Linked DNA regions of Mus musculus: region 2 is linked to region 1. Evidence: chromatin loops called from intact Hi-C (ENCODE). Cell type or tissue: heart. All regions are shown on one strand. Each heading gives the region's core, and the rest is flanking DNA. Links, peaks and the distances in the headings are about the cores only. Region 1 holds the start of Zfp458 (zinc finger protein 458). Region 2 holds the start of Zfp455 (zinc finger protein 455).

Region 1 (10,743 bases), core at 1,673-9,672:
GGGAGAAAAATCCCCAGGCAATGGCTTAAATATTATCTTCAAGAAGGCTATAACTTCTTAATCTTATCTAAATTATATATTATTTATATAATATATATTACTAATTGGACAAGATCAGAAAACAAAATACTCATGGAATAATAAAATCTATAAGTGAAAGAATACATTTACTAGGATAACAGCTGGATCTCTGAAAGGCAAAAGAACCTGGAGAAATGCATTCCAAGTCCTAAAGAGGCTATGACATCCAACCTAAGCTGCTGTTTACCACTCAACTCTCTGCCGTACCTCAAGGAAGAAGAAAAGCTATCCAGAATATAAAGAACATTACAAGAATTGTATTCTAAAATCAAACCTATGGAAAAAACAGAGAACAACACTTTAGCCTGAAGAGAGATGAGCATAGCCAAGAGACTCTACAAAGGAATCGGAAGCCAAAATTACTAAAACACAAAGGGCCACTGAGTACATAAACAACACTGAAAATAAGGAACACACTGACAATGAACACTTACATACCAGAACAAGTGATACCCACAGTTCTCCTTTCAAGATACAGGCCAGGAGAATGGATCAAGAAACAAACTAATGTGCATGTTGTCTACAAGAAAGAGAACTGAGTGACTTCTTTTCGGTTTTTTCAAACAAGACAGTTTTTCAAAACAGTCCCTTATGATTTTCAGGGTTTTATTTTTTATCTTTATTTTTTATATCTGTTATAATGTCTTCTTGTTCATTTCTGACCCTGATCATTTGGGTTGCTTCTCTTGGTTAGCTGGGTCAAGTGTCCCTCAATCTTGTTTATCTCCTTAAAGAACCTTCTGTGAATTTGGTGATCAATTGAATATTTTTATTTGATCTTGTTTCAATTATTTCCCTTCTCATTAGTTTGTTTTGTGTTGCTTGTTTTTCTTTCTTTTTATTCTTTGACTTTGACAGGATTTGAATTATGTTTGTTCTTGTTTATCCAAAATTTCTCCATTGTATCATTCAATCATTTTTCTGTGTTCTTTCTCATAGTTTCACATAGGCAATTAGAGCTGTAATCTTCACCCACAGGACTGCCTTCAACAAGTCCCAGAGATTTAGTTTTCTTGAGATTTTATTTTCATTCTTGTGCATATTTTACATATAAATAAACAAAATTAAAGTGGGAGAAATTAACACCCTAAACAGACTCGAATCAAATGGGGAGATTGAAATTACAATAAATAGTTCCAGCTAAAAAAAAAAATTCTGTGCCCAGACGGATTCACAACAATTCTCTGAGGCATTCAAAGATCTACAACTAGTCCTTCTTCAACCATTTGATAAATATATGAACAGAAGATGCACCTACAAACAAATTCTATGAAGCTATTATCACTCTAATACCAAAATCAGATAGAGACCCAACAAAAACTACAACAAAAGAACTTTAGTAGCCAATACCCACAATGAAGTCAGAACCAAATTGCTCAAAAATATATATTGGGAAGAAAAACTTGCAAAGAAAATACAGACACACGTTAAAAACATTATTGACCATGACCAAGTTGGCTTTATCCCTTAAATACAGTGATGGTTCATAATATGCAAGTAAATATATGCAATAAATGACAGAATATTAGAAACAAAAATCTCATGATCATCTCAACAGGAGCAGAAGATTCTTTAATGTACTCCAATAAGTTTTTATGATAAAAGTGCTCGAGAATGTAGGACTAGAGGGGTGTTTCTTCAAGGGAAGGAATGCAAAACCGGTTTCCCAGACAAAGGTTAGGACAGATTGCTAGTGTGCTGAACTTTAGTCTATCACTGTGGCTAGAATCTCTACTGTCACTGTGTCTCCTCCAAGACGCTTCTTGTTATTAGTTTTTCTTATTCATTTTAAGACTGTTTTTCCACTTCATCTATAAAACCTATGTTGATAGATTTGACAATGAGTCTCCTTTTATTCACATATGATATGTATTTAGCTAACACTGTCTCTCTAGGAAATTTACATATGCTTTATTGTGCATTTAGGATTTAAGTAATTATCACCAGAAGAGTTTTCATCCAATTGTGCTTGTGCATGAATATGCCTATAAAAAACAAGTGTAGGTCAAATCCCTCCTCCCCATTTAAACAAAGAACTGCTAATGAGTTGGGCAAACTGTCTTCCTGCCTGCCCTGCCTTGTTATACGGATGGTCATGAAGGCCAAGAAGCCCTGCAGAGATTCTGTTTGGAAGCATAAGAGAGAGAATGGGATTCTCCCCTTACCTCTCTTCTACCTCCATCAGACTCCTGAACCATAGAGACAGGAGCACGCTGTCCTCTGAGAGGGTCCACAGCAGCTGACTCAGACAGATAGACACCCATAGCCAAGGAGTAGATGGAGCTTGGAGACCCTTATGGAAGAATAGGAGGAAGGAAGGGCCCTGAAGTGAATAGGAACACCACAGGAAGACCAACGGAATCAACTAACCTGGACCCTTGGTGCTCTAAGAGTCTGAACCAACAAGCAAAGAACATACATGGGGTGGACCTAGTCCTCCCTGCACATATATAGCAGATGTGTAGCTTGAACTTCATATGGGTCCTGAACAACTGTAATGGGGGATACCCCAAACCTGTTACCTGTACCTGGGATATGGTCTTCTAGCTGGGCTGTCTTGTTAGGGCTCAGTGGGAAGCACCTAGCCTCACAAAGACTTGAAGTGCCAGGGTGGGAAGCAAACCCGGGGAACCTCCACCAACTCAGAGGAGAAGGGTAGGGGAGTGTGGGAGGATTGTGGGTAATCAGGAGTGGGCAGTGAGTAGGATGTAAATTGAATACGTAAAAAAAAATTAATTAAAAAGAAAATAAAGAGACAGAATGGAAGGTACATATGACCTCGTGGGGGAAACTGGGAAGAACTGGGAAGCTCTAATTAGGGGAGTGGAAGAACATAAATATGGATTTAAAGGGGAACCTTGGAGCTCTTACTCCAACTCCCTACCTGCCTGCAGCTCATCTAGACAAACCTAACAGTGGTCACCCTGATACCTAAACCACACAAAGACTCAACACAGAAAGACTATTTCAGACCAACTTTATTTATGAACATTGATGCAAAAATGCTCAATTAAATACTCACAAACCAAACCCAAGAACAGATCAAAAATATCATCCAACTTGATGAACGAGACTTTATCCCAGGAACACAGGAGTGGTTCAATATATGAAGTCCCATCAACTAAATCCACCATATAAACAAATTGAGACAAGCAAATATTTCATAATAGTCTCCTTAGATACTGAAAAAAAAACTTTGAAAAAATCCAACTTCCCTTCATGTTAAAAGCCTTAGAGAGATCAGGAATACAAAGTGCATAACTAAACACAAGAAAAGCAACATCCAGCAGGCCAATAGCCAACATCAAATTAGATGGAGAGAAACTTAAAGCAGCTCCATTAAAATCATGGACAAGACAAGGCTGTCTATCTCCCCACATCTCTTCAATCTAGTACTTAAAGTTCTAGCAAAAGCCATAAAACAACAAGAAGGGGATATAATTTGGAAAAGAAAAAAATCAAAGTATGGATATTCACAGATGATATGATAGCATGCACAAGTGACCCCCAAAACTCTACCAGAGACCTCCTACATCATATAAACATCATCAGCAAAATGGTTGGATACAAAATCTGCTCAAAAAAAAAAAATCAGTGGCCCTCAGTTATATGAACAGTAAACAGACTGACAAAGAAATTAGGGAAACAACTACCTTCTCACTATCCACAAATATTATAAAATATCCTGGTGTAACTCTAACCAAGCAATTGAAAGACCTGTAAAACAAGAACTTCAACTCTCTGAAAAAGGAATATAACTAAGATATCAAAAGATGGAATGATTTCTCATGGTCATGGATAAGTAAGATTAACAATAAAAATGGCCATCTTATCATAAGCAATCTACAGATTCAATGCACTTCCCATTAAAACTACAACATAATTCTTAACAGACCTTGGAAAAACAATTTTCAACTTCACATGGAAAAAACAAAACAAAACTGTATACCTAAAACAATCCTGTACAATAAAATGACCATCCCTGATTTCAAGCTGTACCACAGAATAGTAAAACAAACAAACAAACAAACAAACAAACAAATAAAACAACAACCACAAATGCATGATATTGGTACAGAAACAGAGAGGTTGATGAACTGAATCAAATACAAGATCCTGAAATAAACCCATACACCTATGAACATTGATTTTTTTTTTTTACTAAGAAGACAAAAACCATCCAATGGAAAAAGAAAGCATCTTTAACAAATGGTAGCTGTCTAACTGGATGTCTGCATCTAGAAAATGTAAATAGATCCAATTTATTATCCTGCAAAAACTCAAGTCCACATGGATCAAAGACCTCAACATAAAACCAGATACACTAAGTCTAATACAAGAGGAAGTATAAAGTAGCCTTGAACACACTGGTACAGGAGACAACCTCCTGAACAGAACACCAAATAGCTCAGGCACTAAGATCAGTAACTAATAAATGGGGCCTCATGAAACTGAAAAGCTTCTGCAAGGCAAAGGTCGCTGTCAATAGGAAAAAATTGGTAGCCTACAGAAGGGGAAAAGATCTTCATCAACCCTATGCCTCATGGGGGTGGGGGGGGTGACACCCAAAAAATATAATGAACTCAAAAAGGTAGACACCAACAACCCAAATAGCCAATTTAAAAATGGGTTAAAGAGCTAAGCAGAGAATTCCTCAATAGAGGAATCTTTAATGGCCAAGAAAGACCTTTAAAAGGTCCAACATTCTTAGCCTTCAGGAAAATGCAAACCAAGGTGACTGAGATTCTACTTTACACCCAGCAGAATGGCCAAAATCAAAAACGCAAGCCACAGCACATGCTGGCAAGGATGTGAATCAGGGAGAACACGCCTCCATTGCTGGAGGGAGTGTCAAGTTGCACAACCACTATAGAAATCAATTTGGCAGCTCCTCAGATAATTGGGTATAGTTCTACCTCAAGACCCAGCTATACCACGGTCATATACCCAAAAGATGTTCCACCAAACTACAAGGCACCTTACTCAACTACATTCAGAGCAACTTCATTCATGATATCCAGAATCTGGAAACAATACAGATATCCCTCGATGAACAAATGGATAAAGAAAATGTGGTTCACTTACACAGTGAAATACTGCTCAGCTATTGAAAATAAGGATATCAAGAATTTTTCAGGCAAATGGATGGAACTAGAAAACATCATACTGTAGGCTTAGAAATTTCAAGACTTACTTAATTAGAGTTCTTGAACGCTTCAACTTTCCCTCTAGCCCACGTACCAGAGGTAAGGGGAAAGAAAGGTTAATTATTTGGATTGTGCAAACACGGGTTCATACCAATTCCAAGATTATTCTGTGGCTATACAGCCATGTATTGTGATGATTCAGGTCACAGCGGTGTCTATTAGAAATTCCTATTCAAACGGAGGCGTCCATAAATCTAACAATTCATTCCAAGGGAATAGGAACTAACATTCCACACAACAGTTGCCCTCACAAGACTTTCTGTTCCAGCACACTAGGAAATTTAGGAAGTTCTGTAAATCCCGAGAATCTGACTATAGCCATGTGATCACGGGTCAGCTAGGCAGAGCATGTTCTTCAGCAAAGTTGAGTGCGCTCCCTTCAGCATCTCAGGCACAGGCAGTCAGCAGAACCAGATTGCCCTGGCCATCCTGTTGTTTTCCAACCTTCTCCTCTTCAATCTTGTTCCCGGGGGCAGTGGCCCATCCTAGGTCAGCACAGCATCTCCAGGTCAGCAGCTTCCCCTGTCTCCCAACCAGCCTGAGTCAGCTCCCTCCGCGCCCGACCCGCCACCCTGCACAGTCCCTCTGGATCTGCAGGACGGCGTTGCTCCCTGCACCAACCTCCATGTCAGAGATCCAAGCCCAGTTCTGAGCAGGACAGTCCCCTAACTTTGGGGGAGAAGCGAGGTTTAAGAACGAACCCGGAAGTTCAATACTGACAGCCCCTTCTGGTGATGTCATAATTGTTGGGACTACATTTCCCACAAGTCAGTGCAAAGGACTTCCAGGAACACTCCAAATGGGTTTTGTGCACTGCCTGGGTACCTGCCCTACTGTGAGCAAGTGGAATTAGAAAGAAACAGTCTTCTGCACATGGGCAGCCACAGGGCATTCGGGCTTTTTTGAAGTGCTGTGGTCTCAGCATGCGATGTTAGCCTGTGAGTCGAGCCTTTCTCAGTAATGTTAATCATGCTAGTTATTTCTGCTAAAACGTGATTTTAAAGCTCAAACCTACTTATGAAATCATACTAACACATGGGAAATCATGCTTTCATGGTCTGCTTTACTTAAAAATAAGGAAGCAGGACGGTAATGTAGGACTGTGCATTTCTTTAATGAAACCACGCTTGGTGATCCCGCCTGACATGCAGCATCTCAGGTGCTTAAAACAGAAGAACAGGAAATCAGGCTGGTGAGATGGCTCAGTGGGTAAGAGCACCCGACTGCTCTTCCAAAGGTCTGGAGTTCAAATCCCAGCAACCACATGGTGGCTCACAACCATCTGTAATGAGATCTGACGCCCTCTTCTGGAGTGTCTGAAGACAGCTACAGTGTACTTACATATAATAAATAAATAATAATTAAAAAAAAAAAAAGAAGAAGAACAGGAAATCAAAACTAGTCACCACCGGGTGTTCTCTGAGCACAGGCTTTCCTCCTCCCCATCTCCCAGCAGGAGGTGCAGAGCTCCTGGGATCACACTGGTGAGTCTACTGACTCTTGGTACACTGTGCACTATAGGATTTCCCTTGTTCCCTTTGATGTTCCTTATAGAATTTCCTCTCTCCTGATCACGCCATGATTCATGTTTCAGACGATTTAAATATTTGTTATCTGTCTTGAACTTCCCTCACTTCTAAGCAGAACACTGAGATGATTCCTCCTTGAATACAAAGGTGTTAGAAATATGTCCCTACGATTGTCAAGTGAGCTCAGTGTAGTAAAGAAGCTGCATTGGGACCATGGAGTACTGAGAATGCCCATCTCTTCTTAGGAAGATTTATTGCTGGGCAGTTTGTGTTTGAGACAAAGGTACACACCCATTATAAGGAAGGCTTCATGCTTCCACGATGTATACAGATTGATGAGGAAGCTGTTTCAGTGCAGAGACTATGGGAAGTTCCTATTCAATTCTTGTATTCCAGGCAGTGTGCTAAGCCAGGGATACAGCTCCTCTTAGAGAAACTAGAGTCATCAAGCAGTATTAAACAATACCCCTAATACATTCACCTGGACACTTGATTGGCATGTCTGTTTAGAATGAACTCATGACTAGTCTGTACTCCTGAAGGCTGCAGGGAAGGGCATTGCCAGCAACCATAAGTACTGCTAGGCTTTCAATGTGTGAGTGTACTGACTGAGGGAACTGACTCACCTGAGAGGAGCTGATCTGTGAGGATGAAACCTCAACTGTTCCGCAGTTTCCATTTCCTCCTAGTGAAATTGGTTAATTCAAGAGAAGGAGGTAGGCACAAACTGAACATGCAGACTCTAGAGAAAGCCTCATTCAGCATGGTGTTAGCGGCCCGGGCATACTTACAGAAAGTTTACCATAGTCTGATTCTCAGGCCTTATATGCTTGTTTAGACCATGTTGGAAGTTTTAGCTTTATTGCCTACACTATCATTTTATAGTCACTTAATCCTTTAAGTTTCTCCCATAGAAACATTCTGCATTCAATGTGATGTGTGGCCAAATTCCTTTTAAAAATCTATGCTTACAGTAAGCTAAAGAGATTGTTCAGTAGTTGAGAGTAATTAAATTCTTACAGAGCATGAGTTTGTTTTCTAACATTCACATTGTGGCTCACAAGCACAGTTCTAGAGGACCAGCCCAACTCTTTTGACATCATGAAGCTCATATAGAAGAGAGGAGCACAGGGACATAAACAGACAGACAGACAGACAGACAGACAGGCAGGCATGCATGCACACACACACACTGCTAGTAAAATTATATATGTGTGTGTATACATATAAACAAAAATGTATGTATATATACATATATGTATGTATATATGTACACATATATAATTAAAAGTATTTATGGGGCCTATGGTGGTATATTTCTTTGATTCTAACAGTTATGGGTCAGAGAGACTTGGATCTCTGTACTTCAGAACAGCTTGGTCTTTTGAGTGAATTTCAGGAATGTCAGCACTACACAGAACAACCCTATCTGGAAAACACTGATGAAAAAAAAATATTCAGGCCTCATGTTTGAACAAATTTGATGTTTGTACTGGCTGGTTCTGTGTGTCAACTTGACAGAAGCTGGAGTTATCACAGAGAAAGTAGTCCCCTTTGAGAAAATACTTCCAGGAGATCCAGCTGTAAGGCATTTTCTCAATTAGTGATCAAGGGTGGGAGAGCCGTCCCTGGGCTAGTAGTCTTGGGTTCTATAAGAAAGCAATCTCAGAAAAATATTTTCAAGAAAATCATGGAAGAAATTTTTTCTAACCTAAAGAAGGAGATGCCTATAGAAGTACAACACCACAAGTCCCTTCCGCTCGACTCGAGCCCCGGGCTTCCTTGCCAGCAGAGTCTTGCCCAACACCCGCAAGGGCCCACACGGGACTCCCCACGGGACCCTAAGACCTCTAGTGAGTGGAACACAGCGCCTGCCCCAATCCAATCGCGCGGAACTTGAGACGGCGGTACATAGGGAAGCAGACTACCCAGGCTTGATCTGGGGCACAAACCCCTTCCACTCCACTCGAGCCCCGGGCTACCTTGCCAGCTGAGTCACCTGACACCCGCAAGGGCCCACACAGGATTCCACACGTGATCCTAAGACCTCTAGTGAGTGGAACACAACTTCTGCCAGGAGTCTGGTTCGAACACCAGATATCTGGGTACCTGCCTTGCAAGAAGAGAGCTTGCCTGCAGAGAATACTCTGCCCACTGAAACTAAGGAGAGTGCTACCCTCAAGGTCTGCTCATAGAGGCTAACAGAGTCACCTGAAGAACAAGCTCTTAACAGTGACAACTAAAACAGCTAGCTTCAGAGATTACCAGATGGCGAAAGGCAAACGTAAGAATCCTACTAACAGAAATCAAGACCACTCACCATCATCAGAACGCAGCACTCCTACCCCAACTAGTCCTGGGCACCCCAACACAACCGAAAATCTAGACCCAGATTTAAAAACATTTCTCATGATGATGATAGAGGACATCAAGAAGGACTTTCATAAGTCACTTAAAGAATTACAGGAGAGCACTGCTAAAGAGTTACAGGCCCTTAAAGAAAAGCAGGAAAACACAGCCAAACAGGTAGAAATCATTAAAGAAAAACAGGAAAACACATCCAAACAGGTGATGGAAATGAACAAAACCATACTAGAACTAAAAGGGGAAGTAGACACAATAAAGAAAACCCAAAGCGAGGCAACGCTGGAGATAGAAACCCTAGGAAAGAGATCTGGAACCATAGATGCGAGCATCAGCAACAGAATACAAGAAATGGAAGAGAGAATCTCAGGTGCAGAAGATTCCATAGAGAACATCGACACAACAGTCAAAGAAAATACAAAATGCAAAAGGATCCTAACTCAAAACATCCAGGTAATCCAGGACACAATGAGAAGACCAAACCTACGGATAATAGGAATTGATGAGAATGAAGATTTTCAACTTAAAGGGCCAGCTAATATCTTCAACAAAATAATAGAAGAAAACTTCCCAAACATAAAAAAAGAGATGCCCATGATCATACAAGAAGCCTACAGAACTCCAAATAGACTGGACCAGAAAAGAAATTCCTCCCGACACATAATAATCAGAACAACAAATGCACTAAATAAAGATAGAATATTAAAAGCAGTAAGGGAGAAAGGTCAAGTAACATATAAAGGAAGGCCTATCAGAATTACACCAGACTTTTCACCAGAGACTATGAAAGCCAGAAGAGCCTGGACAGATGTTATACAGACACTAAGAGAACACAAATGCCAGCCCAGGCTACTATACCCGGCCAAACTCTCAATTACCATAGATGGAGAAACCAAAGTATTCCACGACAAAACCAAATTCACACAATATCTTTCCACGAATCCAGCCCTTCAAAGGATAATAACAGAAAAGAAGCAATACAAGGACGGAAATCACGCCCTAGAACAACCAAGAAAGTAATCATTCAACAAACCAAAAAGAAGACAGCCACAAGAACAGAATGCCAACTCTAACAACAAAAATAAAAGGGAGCAACAATTATTTTTCCTTAATATCTCTTAATATCAATGGACTCAATTCCCCAATAAAAAGACATAGACTAACAGACTGGCTACACAAACAGGACCCAACATTCTGCTGCTTACAGGAAACCCATCTCAGGGAAAAAGACAGACACTACCTCAGAGTGAAAGGCTGGAAAACAATTTTCCAAGCAAATGGACTGAAGAAACAACTGGAGTAGCCATTTTAATATCGGATAAAATCGACTTCCAACCCAAAGTTATCAAAAAAGACAAGGAGGGACACTTCATACTCATCAAAGGTAAAATCCTCCAAGAGGAACTCTCAATTCTGAATATCTACGCACCAAATGCAAGGGCAGCCACATTCATTAGAGACACTTTAGTAAAGCTCAAAGCATACATTGCACCTCACACAATAATAGTGGGAGACTTCAACACACCACTTTCTTCAAAGGACAGATCGTGGAAACAGAAACT
Region 2 (10,743 bases), core at 1,688-9,687, 75 kb before region 1:
TGCTTGCCATTTCTGCACTGTACTGACTCGGTGACCTGCAGCCAGAGGTCCCTGCTCACATGTCTCCCTCTTTCCGCCTGAGTTGCAGTTTTTAATGGAGGCACTTTGGAGAAGTTGCAATATTAAATTTAGGACAATTTAAAATTACAGAAGAGTTTGAGGCTTTCCTGCCGACAGAACATAGATGGCAAATGAAGCAATGAAGCTTTTTCCTTTATACCGGCCCAGGACTTGTGATTTCTTTTACATTAAGATTTTTTCCAAAGTGACTTTCGCTTTGTGGTTTGTTGATAACTTCAATAAAGGTCATTTAAAGGGTGGACATTTTAAAGCCTCCCTACCCAAGACAGAGTTTAAAACAGCCATGGGAGAGTTGGGGGACCTGACTTTATATGTCATTTATATTGTGACCTAAATTACTATGCCATGGGCTATTTAAGTGTTTTGGGAAAATAATAAAGTCTGTTCTTTAGCATAAAAAAGTGGGGGTAAGCAGTAATTTGAGGTGAAGGAACATGGAGGATGTTTGAATAAAACACATTATACATGTGTCAGATTCTCCCCCAATAAGTATCAATTTAAACCCTGTTGGTTTTGGACATATGTAAACTTGACCTATTTCAACAGTGATTATAGCTCATGATTCTGGCTGTAATAAAGTTTACAGAGTGGTGAGAAGTCTCCCAGAAGGGCTCAGATGCTGACAACTAAGGAGCCCTTCATCCGTGTAACATTGGAGAAGAGAGTAGAATGGTTCCCCATAGATGAGATGCAACTACACTCATCTTGTATCTTCCACATGGCTTTGCCATGAGTAGAAGAGCAAAAGGTTGAACAGTGGCCTCACTGCCCTCCCTCCCCTTCCTTCTATGTAATGGTGATCATTGTACTTTGCTTACTGGTTATGCCTCATTCTAAAATTAGCAAAGGAGTACACCAGTCAAATGAAATTGGTGGGTAAAAAGGTAAAGGGACAACACATCACATACCTCCTATAGTTGACTTCTGTAGAAACAAAGAGGTTACAAATATGTAAACATGGTTACATTGGAGATCCAAAGATGAGTAAATATAAGTTCCAGCTGATTCTCATTCATTGTAATAGCAAAGGAAGGCTGGTGTGTACAAAGGCTGGCTCCATTTAAAAAATTATGAACTAAGATTTTGTCAGCAAGTCCTCTTGAACAAATATTAGGTTTATTGTGTGTCTTGGGTTTTTTTTTTTTTTTTTTTTTTTGGCTAGGAAGAGGCACCATGACCATAGCAACTCTTATAAAGGAAAACATTTAATTGGTGCTGGCTTGTAGTTTCAGAGCGTTAGCCCATTATCATCATGGCAGGTCACATGGCAGTGTGTAGGCAGATGTGCTGGAAGAACATAGAGTTCTACATCTTGATCAGAAGGCAACCAGGGGGCTAGATTCCACACCATGTGAGTTTGAACATCTGTATGTCCTCAAAGCCTGACCTCCACAGTAATACATTTCCTCTGACACGGCAATACCTCCTAGTATGTATATCTGGGTCATTGTATTCTCCATATCTGCAGTTTGTGTAGACCTACCTAGGAAAGTTTTCTCGGGATACAGAGGGAGATGTCATTACAAATGGAAATATCCTTTATGAATATACATTCGTTCTATAAGGGTCGTTTTTCAGAGCTACTGTCTGTAGGAAGTCTCTTCCTTGAGGTGACATGGGTGCAGGGGTGATATCCCTTACTCCCTTTGGCAGTCAGGAGATCTGGCACTGGTGTCATGGCAGTAGGTGAACTGGCCCTACATCTCACAGGCTGCAGCACTCAGGAGAATGGGCTCTGCACCATACCTGGACTGCACAATAGAGCTGGCCCTGGTGGAAGAGATGTGTGTGAGCTGACCCAAGGACATGAGAGTGGGAATATGGCATGGCATTATCTTAATAAAAGAAGGATGAATCCAAGTTACACATGGAGAGTAGTGTAAAAGTTAGCACTACTTGCATACATACTGTTAGTCATCTTAGCCTGAAAGATTCCTGGTAAATGTATAGAACACACAAGACAGTTTTTATAATTTATACTGCATATAGTCATTTGTCATGGTCCTTATTAAATATATGTTCACAGCATATCACAGAATTTTTCAGAGGTGGCCCTGGTAATGGTGGAATTTTATGGAGAGTTTCAGACAGAAGACCTCTCTTATCCTCATTTTGAATCACTTGCAGATTACTTTATATCAAGATTTAAATCATAGTTAACTTTGTTTGACAAAGGCACCCTCTTAGTCGTTCTTGAACACACAATGTCTTCTTAGGCTTTTTTTTTTAATTTATTTTTCCTCAAAGAGAGTATTGTAAGAGAGGAGGCAGCATATTCTGAGTGATCATGGAAACTGAAAGAGGCATGCAGTCCTACTGTGACTACCCTGGGAGTTAGAACACGTTAATGAACACATGGAACTTCTGCTACACCTACTAAGATACAAATTGAACTACCAACACTAGTCAACTCTTGATTCATGATTGTCAGTGACAGATTTTGTGTCCCTCCATTTTTGATAGAGTAGGTATGGTTAAGGAAATGATTATTTCTGTCTTTAAACAAAGAAGAAACTGACATGATGTTATAGATCTACAAGTGAAGATACAGTCTCATGTATAACAGTGATACATACACAAATATCCAACTGAGAGGATAGCCACAAAAAAATGATTGTTAGTGAGGAAAGTGGGAAACTTCAGTGTGGCTAGTACATGATGTTTTTGGAAGTAACAGAATAAATAATGTATAAACTGTAGAGAGAAATTGAGACTGGAAAGAAGGTGTCTGGGGACAGAAAGCAGAGGCTGATATTGAAAATTGCTTGTCCTGCAAGCCTTAAAACATGGTTTATGAACAACAGAATCCATGTAATTGTGGAAGGAGAGTAGAGGGCTGGGCAGTGTTCAAGTGAACATGAATGGAGCCAGGATAAGATGGAACTTTGATATTTAAGAACTACCTCATGTCCAGATTGACCTATGGGGAATACAGACTACCATCGACCAGGTTCATCTAAAGACTGTGTTCCAAAGCAATATACGACAGGGAAGATAATTATCTCTGAAACTCACTTCCAGACACCAATATCTGATAAGGTTATTCAAGTGTTGATGATTTTCAGACTCAGGAACCTAGAATTATTGACTGTTCACATGATGAGTTCATGAATCATGCAGGAGAAATTTTCTGTTAATGTTTCTTATGAGATTTTTTTCTGGTAGATCATCTAGGAAAGAAGATCGTCTCTACATATGTGTGTCTCTACACTTTAGCAGTAGTCCTTCGACGGTAAGGGCAGTGCCGAACAGAAGCATTCATTGGTCTCTCACTCATGAATGTGCTTTTGACTTGACCAACATCAGTTTCCATTCCAAGGAAACATCACATTTTGGAGGTGGGCTTCATTAGCCTTAAGAAAGTAAGCTTGTGAGTAGGCATGGGGAATTCAGAGTTCTTTACAAGACTCACAGGAGTCTCACTGATGAAGCTGATATAAACATTAAGGACTATAGAGGCTGAGAACCCTGTTATCACTGCAGCATCCTACAAGACAAGAATCGTCTGCAGGCATGCAACTTTCCTGAGTTCTTACCCAGAATCCAGTCACATGTCGCTGCCTTGAGCCACCTGTATTCCTGTGCTATCTCTCAATCAAATGCCTGTCAGCAAAACTAGTAAACTCTTGATTCATGATAGAGTCTTGGGTGGAATCTTTCCTACGTCTGTCATTACACCCTGGTCTGATGGGAGCAGACTCTTCTTCTGTTCTTCACTGGAAAAATCACAGAATGGAGTGTCTTATTCATTGTGGTGGAAACACATAAAGCAGTTTGATTTCCTGCTGGTGGTTGAAGAGCTGAGAAGTCATTCCACTTCAGGGAACATGGCAGCAAGCAGGCAGTCATGGTCCTGTGTAGGAGCAGACAGCTTACTCTTTGATCCACACTGGAGCACATACAGATAACTGGAAACTGCATGCTATTGTGTAATGAAAAAGCCTAGTGACATTTTCTTGTGACAAGGTCACACCTCCCACTCTTTCACAAATATTTCCCACCAACTGAGACCGAAGCATCAGTTGTATGAGGCTGTAGGGTACTATTCTCATTCTACAACCTCAGTGAATCTAAAGTTATAGACATTGTGAGATCCCCTATTCTTGTTATAGAGATGGGCAATCCTGGTACTTTGTCCAGAGCCAACATTAAATCTCCTCTGTGACAAGAGCACATCCATGGAAGTCTCTGCCTTGTGGAAGTGGAATTTCATTTGAAATTTTGATTTCATTGGAAAGCCCATTGTGGGGACTTTATGCTCATAACTACACTTTCAGGAAAGCTCTCCAGGTTCAGAACACAGCGACAAAGGAAACTCTCTTGGGGCCTGATACTAACCTAGATGAAAGCAGAACTGGACAGCACTGTATATGTTGTACTAGTTGTGGAGGCTCTGAGGTGCATCCTGTAGGTCAGCATGGAGCTTTGCAGCCATGCTAAGAGAAATGCTTCACCATGTAACTGGTAGGGTGTATACTGTCCTTCCTAATATCTTGGTGGGATCACACTTCATAAAACATGCAGGTGACAGCTAAGTGGACTTGGAACCCCACCATAGCCTCATGTTAGAAACATAGCAACATCTAGAAAGGGGATGTCTGTGCTTTAGAACACACAGATGAAGTTTAGGTTGACACTGTTCTTTGACATCCAAATGATTCAGCAACCACAGACCCAATGCATATGATGATGTAGGGGTTAGGTTTTCACAGCACATTCCTCTCGAACTTATTCTTATCCTTCCCTGCCTGGTCACTATTCCTCCTTTTGGAAAAGGCAGGTTTCCACTGGTCCATGGTAGGTTGAAGGAGTAATCTTGTAAGCACTTTGAAATAAGCAATTGATTGAATTACAACATCAAGAGACTTTGGGCTTTGACTGTCTTGGGACTATTAAAGTCTATGGGCATGTTGAGAAGTGAATTGTCTTTCTTAGAAACAGATGAAAGTGAAACTCTCAGAGGCTTCCAGGTTACAGAGTATGGTGTTTTTTTTTAACGTATTTGATTGTCAAATTCCAATAAACTTATTTGATATTTCTGATTTGTTTTTGAAATAATCATTTCTCTGTCCTGATTTTGAGAAACTGAGGTTAGTTCAGGGCAGATGCTTTGACTTTCAAAATATTGTCACATAGGAACACTTGTAGATCAGAGCAGGGAAAGGAAATTGAGTAAGAAAGATCAGACCTCTGCAGAGAGAATTCTAACAATGGATAATGGGCCAGTGGCCAGTACACATACCAGTGTGACCTCAGGAGCTGTGTCCTCCCAAGTGTAATCTGAGCAGGGGAAGGAACAACAACATCAACAACGGGCAAACATACCCAGTGGCTTATGTGTACCTGTGTTTGTGAACAACCATTGGAGACCGTTAAAATTGTAGTACAGCTCCCACTAAAAAGGAATTTCTTAAATATATATTAACATTTTAAAGTTTTAACTTTGTTAAATGATCTATACTCTCAATGTGTCCCTGACCAACTAACCACAGTATATACATCCTAATATTTACACAAAACTGTTTTTCATGATGTGGAATCTGATCCATGTATGTCTCATGCAGAGTGTAATTGCAAAGGAACAAGTATTATTTATTTATTTGCAATACTGAGTATTATGACAGAGTCTACATTAGAGTCGAGCGCTTTAAAGTAGGCCAAGTACCTACCATAGTACCTACCATAGTATAATAGTAAAGAAAACAGAGAGAAGGCTACAAATCTAAGACCAGGGAAAGACCACATTCAGTTCCAGGAATAGCTTCGCAAAGACTTCTGGGATATGTAGTCCAAGCAACTGTGCCATCACGAGGAGCCATCCAGGCAATCCCACTTTAGCTTTCGTTTTGTACATTGTGCCTTCCTCAAAGTTTTTGCGAGAGTCCTGAACGGCTGTACACGCCTGTTGTCTCTGTCATGGAGGTTGGTTCATGAAACAGCACAGCCTGGGGCTTTGTGCAAGCATCGGGCTGGGAAAAGGCGGGGAGAGTGGGTGTGGGGAAGGTGGGGACTGAGCGGACCTGGGCTTGGAGGGAGAACGGAAGAAAAGAAGCTGTTGGGATTTGTTGTGCTGATCTGGCTGGGTCACGTGAGGTTGCAGTTCTGGACCAGGAATGGGGCGATTGGGATTGTGTCTGAGGTGAGGGTTTTCATAGGACACCGCAGGGTGTCTTGGACATAGGAACAGACTGGTAGCAGGGGTCAGGATTGCAAGCTAGTGATGGTGAGATGACTACTTGCACCTGAGGCAGTGCTGGGAACTCTTTGACAGCTTTGCTGGGAAGCATGCTCCCCTAGCTGCCCCATTCTCAGGTGGATGCTGTCAGATGCCCCAGTCAGTACCTTTAGAGCAAATGGGGTACCTGGCCCCACTATCCTCTGTACCTGGCCTCCTCCTACGGTCCTGATTATGTTCATTTTCCCTATCAGTTAAGGAATTAAGAGAGAATAAAAATCCAAGTCCCAACAGGTCATAGATGGGAAAATCTGGAACAGAGCAGAGAGATCTGCCAGGATGGGAGGTCACTGAGAGTCTTTGACTATAGGTGAGGAAACACATGTAGTGGATACACAGAGGGAAGTCAGCAAAGCAGGCAACCTGCCACCTGGTTTTACCTTGAGGGCTGGGTTTCCTTAAACCTTGGATAGGTTTCCTGTTCATAAAGTAGGGTTGAATAATTGTAAATAAGACACAATGTCTGCTTGGCACACTATGATTATGTCAACGTGCCTTGATCAGGCCTTGAACCTGAGAACGTTTATGAGCAGGGTATTAGTATCTGGTGAAAATCTCGCGTGGCCTTGTTTTAGGGGGCCAGGCTTTTGTGTCAGGTCAGCAGGGTAAGGAAGAGCTCACAGACCTGTGTGTATTCTTGTGACTTAAAGTAAACAGACCTGTGATAGAAAGACACTTGAGCCTACTGTGAGGCACATTCCTGTCATCTCTGTATTTGTGAGGGGGAGGGGCAGGACCCTCTGGTCAACCCCTGCTTGATAGCAAATTCAAGGCCAATGTAGGCTACCTCAGTCTGTGTCAGAAAACATTTAATCATGCTTGATGGACGTGAGAAATACTCTCTATGATTCATTCCATGTCTTCCAGTGAGAGCCGTGGAAAACCCCTGCAATCAACACTTTGGTGTCTTACAAAGTACACATGCTTCCCTTCTGCCGACCCAATCCATGTGGGATTCAAACTTTGTTTTCACTAACATGCTCTTGTTAAAGATGGTACATTTGGGTGACTATTTGTTTGGATTTACTGTGTGAGGAAGGACTCTCCTCTTTCCCTTGCTTGATTATTCTTCCTATTGACAGTGAATGTTCACTCCTTTTGGATAGTTAAGTTTGTGTTAGATTCTGCCATGACCTGAGGATGCTTTCTTCTGGTCTTCCCTGAATTCTTCCAGTTTGCTCCGTCCATATCTAGGCAGAGACTCCATCATTTCTTCATTGCCTTTCTGCAGTTCTTGAATGATGCAGGCTACTGTAGTTTATGTTCATGTGTCATTTTCTGCCTCTTTTTCTGGGATATCTTCCTGTGTTCCTGTCCCAGAGGTTTAGCTGCTTGCAAATGCTTCTTACAGTTAGCTGGAACAAGCCCACGTCCTCCACTGTCCCTCACATGGGTACTGCTGTCTGCAACCAGTAAAGGAAACTGCTAGTGTGGGATGCCGTCCTCTTGCACAGGTTTAAGTCCAGGTCCCCTTGGTGTGTAGTTGTCCCCCTGATCTCCCAGGCCTCTTAATGTTAGTATGAGGGAAGGAGTTACTTGTCTGTACAACTCATGTATGAACCTTGCTGTGTTAGACATGTCATATCTGGAAAACTGGAGAGGAGGTGTGTTTGGTGATGACAGTCAGATCCTGCTGATCTGCATGTGTATGTCAGAGGCCATGAAGAGAAGTTACATGATTTGAACATTTGTCAAACACATATACAAGTAATAAACCTGAGCAGTGCAGATCCTCAATACATTGTCATTTTCTGTTATGAAACTCTCTGTTAGCCGGGCGTGGTGGCACACACCTTTAATCCCAGCACTTGGGAGGCAGAGGCAGGTGGATTTCTGAGTTCGAGGCCAGCCTGGTCTACAAAGTGAGTTTCAGGACAGCCAGGGCTACACAGAGAAACCCTGTCTCGAAAAAACCAAAAAAAAAAAAAAAAGAAAAGAAACTCTCTGTCTTCACAGAGTCCTCCATAGTCTTTTTCAAGTAAGGTGACATATAATGAGTTAACAGCTGTGTCTGCTTGCCTGATCAGTTCTTTCATATTCTCTATTCCATCCTTTACTGAATACACTCCACCTACTGGTGCTTTAAGAAGACACATAAACAATATACAGACTACTAAAATCCAAAAATACATCTAGAGGCCTAATGTATGGAACAAATGTGTTATTTATTTTAAAAATAAATCATCGTTATATAAGGAATGTTTTTCAGAGGGAAAACAAAGATGATTACATTTGGTCTTTCATATTTTTCACATTTTATTCCATTTCCTGAGTTGTATGATTTCAAGACATGGTAGCTCCATTGTGAGCATGCTGTGTTTCTCTCACAGAGAGTTGTTTTCATCTTTGCTCTGCTCTGGGCTCCTGCCATTCCCTACATTGCTGGTTTTCCCACGGACTTGGTGATCCTGTGGTTGAAAAGGGTGTAATCCGTTTGTTCTCACTTACTTGTAGAGACAGGACCCTTCTCTACCAGCTTTAAAGAAGGTTTCAAGACAGTTCAATTTCTTTTCCCTTGAGAATCTTCTGTTCACCAAAGTGCTTCATTCTGCTGGTGTTTTGGAGATTTTCTGGCCTCTTCATTTTGCTGAACTCTGCTCATTAGACAAAAGGCTATTTTCTGTGCGGTCATTCTTTAAAGAGGATATATTTTAGTTGTCCTATAAAGTCTTGTGACAATAGCTATTCCCTCCTCCCAAGGGTGCAATCACCTTGCACTTCAGACACAAGACTCAGGGCATTGCAGCTGGATCTGACATGAAGATCTGAAGAGGGACAAGTTGTCCATACGCATTGAAGGTGCTTTGCCAGGTTCCAAGGGAGAGAAGCAATCAATAGCCCTGCTTAGCTCTTATACCAGTGGGCCACAGCAATATCCTGTATGTCATTCCAGCTGTAAAGATGCCACAGTGCCACTCAATATCTTGACATATGCAGGAGCTGTCCAATGGGACTTAAAGCCTCATCAATAGAAGTTACATCATGCTTAGAAGCTGCCGCAGGTGACTTGTTAGGTTGAAACCTTAGAGGGGAACATACTAATGACATGTTACTAAAGCATCCTAAGCTCTCACTGCATTCTGATTGCTTTTCCTTAGACCTACACATGAGTGTGTAGCTCTTACTGTTCAAAGCACTCCTACACATGAGTGTGTAGCTCTTACTGTTCAAAGCGCTTCTACACATGAGTGTGTAGCTCTTACTGTTCAAAGCTCTCCTACACATGAGTGTGTAGCTCTTACTGTTCAAAGCGCTCCTACACATGAGTGTGTAGCTCTTACTGTTCAAAGCGCTCCTACACATGAGTGTGTAGCTCTTACTGTTCAAAGCGCTCCTACACATGAGTGTGTAGCTCTTACTGTTCAAAGCGCTTCTGGCTGCATCAGAGAGAGCTCTGCAGAAAACTGAAGCTTACCAAAGTGCAGAGGACTATGTATGACCTTGTGATCTGACCCAATAGGTATGTCTACAATTTCTGCACATAATAGCCAGGGAATATTTCTGGAGCAGGAGCAGTTTGAGTATGAGCATCAGAGGTCTACGTAAAAACCAGAGGTTTGCTGTGAGTTCATTAGTGGTTTTAATTAATTACAGGTGTGGGATTTTTCATTGGTCTTCATTTCAGGAAATGTTGTCCTTCTGGGATGTGGCCATTGATTTCTCTCCAGAAGAGTGGGAATGCCTGGAGCCTGCTCAGTGGGATCTGTACAGGGACGTGATGCTGGAGAATTTCAGCCACCTTGTGTTCCTGGGTGAGCATTGTATCTTAGAGAATTCCTATCTCACCCCAACCATCAACATGTAGCTTCCCTGCTTTGTACAATATCTCATGGAAGTATTTCAACAACGAGTTTCATATCCATCATTTGAAGAAAAATTAGGGAGGTTGCTGTACAGCTAAGAAACATGTCATTGTTTTTCCTCGCTGTGTTTGAAATGTCTGTGTTGGAAGCATGCCTCCTTTGCTCTTGTGGGACTGTTAGAAATGCACCGGCATCAGGCGTGGACCACACTTGTTAATGAAATTGTTTCTCTATTCAGTTTCATGTTTTCCCTCTAAAGAAACTCAGAATCAGGATATTGTACATTCCTTTCTGTATTTTACTGTCCATGTCAGAAACCCTTGAAGGAACTAATTGTCTGCAGTTATTTATTGTATCATGTCTTTCCTTATAAACACTGTTCTGAAAGAGAGAGTAAAAGAACACTTAATCAATCTTAACCTCTTGTTCTCCAAACAGGTCTTGCTGTCTCTAAGCCATTCCTGGTGACATTTCTGGAGCAAAGACAAGGGCCTTGGGATATGAAGAGACAAGCAGCAGCCACTGTGTACCCAGGTGTGTAGGAATGTGGGGACCAGGGGACAGATTTCAAGTCCAAAGATCCAACAACTGGCCTGGCTTTCCCATATGTGCCTTGAAATATGT

Evidence for each region. Peaks named below come from ENCODE experiments on the same cell type or tissue, not always from the same donor. Only the 100,000 strongest peaks of a DNase experiment are listed, where the experiment ranks them.
Region 2: it touches region 1 in a loop (2.5-fold over the local background); 3 of 42 quality-filtered maps call a loop at or near these places.

The regions. Positions count from the first base shown.
Region 1 is chr13:67,263,122-67,273,864 of GRCm38, forward strand. Zfp458 (zinc finger protein 458) reads right to left here and starts at 5,947. Exons shown (of 4, transcript NM_001001152.2): 1 at 5,910-5,947. The coding sequence starts at 5,915. In heart, for the core only: no CTCF peak of the experiment used is centred there; a DNase peak (open chromatin) is centred at 6,040; H3K4me3 peaks cover 1,266 bases; H3K27ac peaks cover 765 bases.
Region 2 is chr13:67,188,592-67,199,334 of GRCm38, forward strand. Zfp455 (zinc finger protein 455) reads left to right here and starts at 5,915. Exons shown (of 4, transcript NM_001048204.1): 1 at 5,915-6,003; 2 at 9,942-10,068; 3 at 10,558-10,653. The coding sequence starts at 5,998. It also overlaps the pseudogene Gm9626. In heart, for the core only: no CTCF peak of the experiment used is centred there; a DNase peak (open chromatin) is centred at 6,030; H3K4me3 peaks cover 967 bases; H3K27ac peaks cover 841 bases.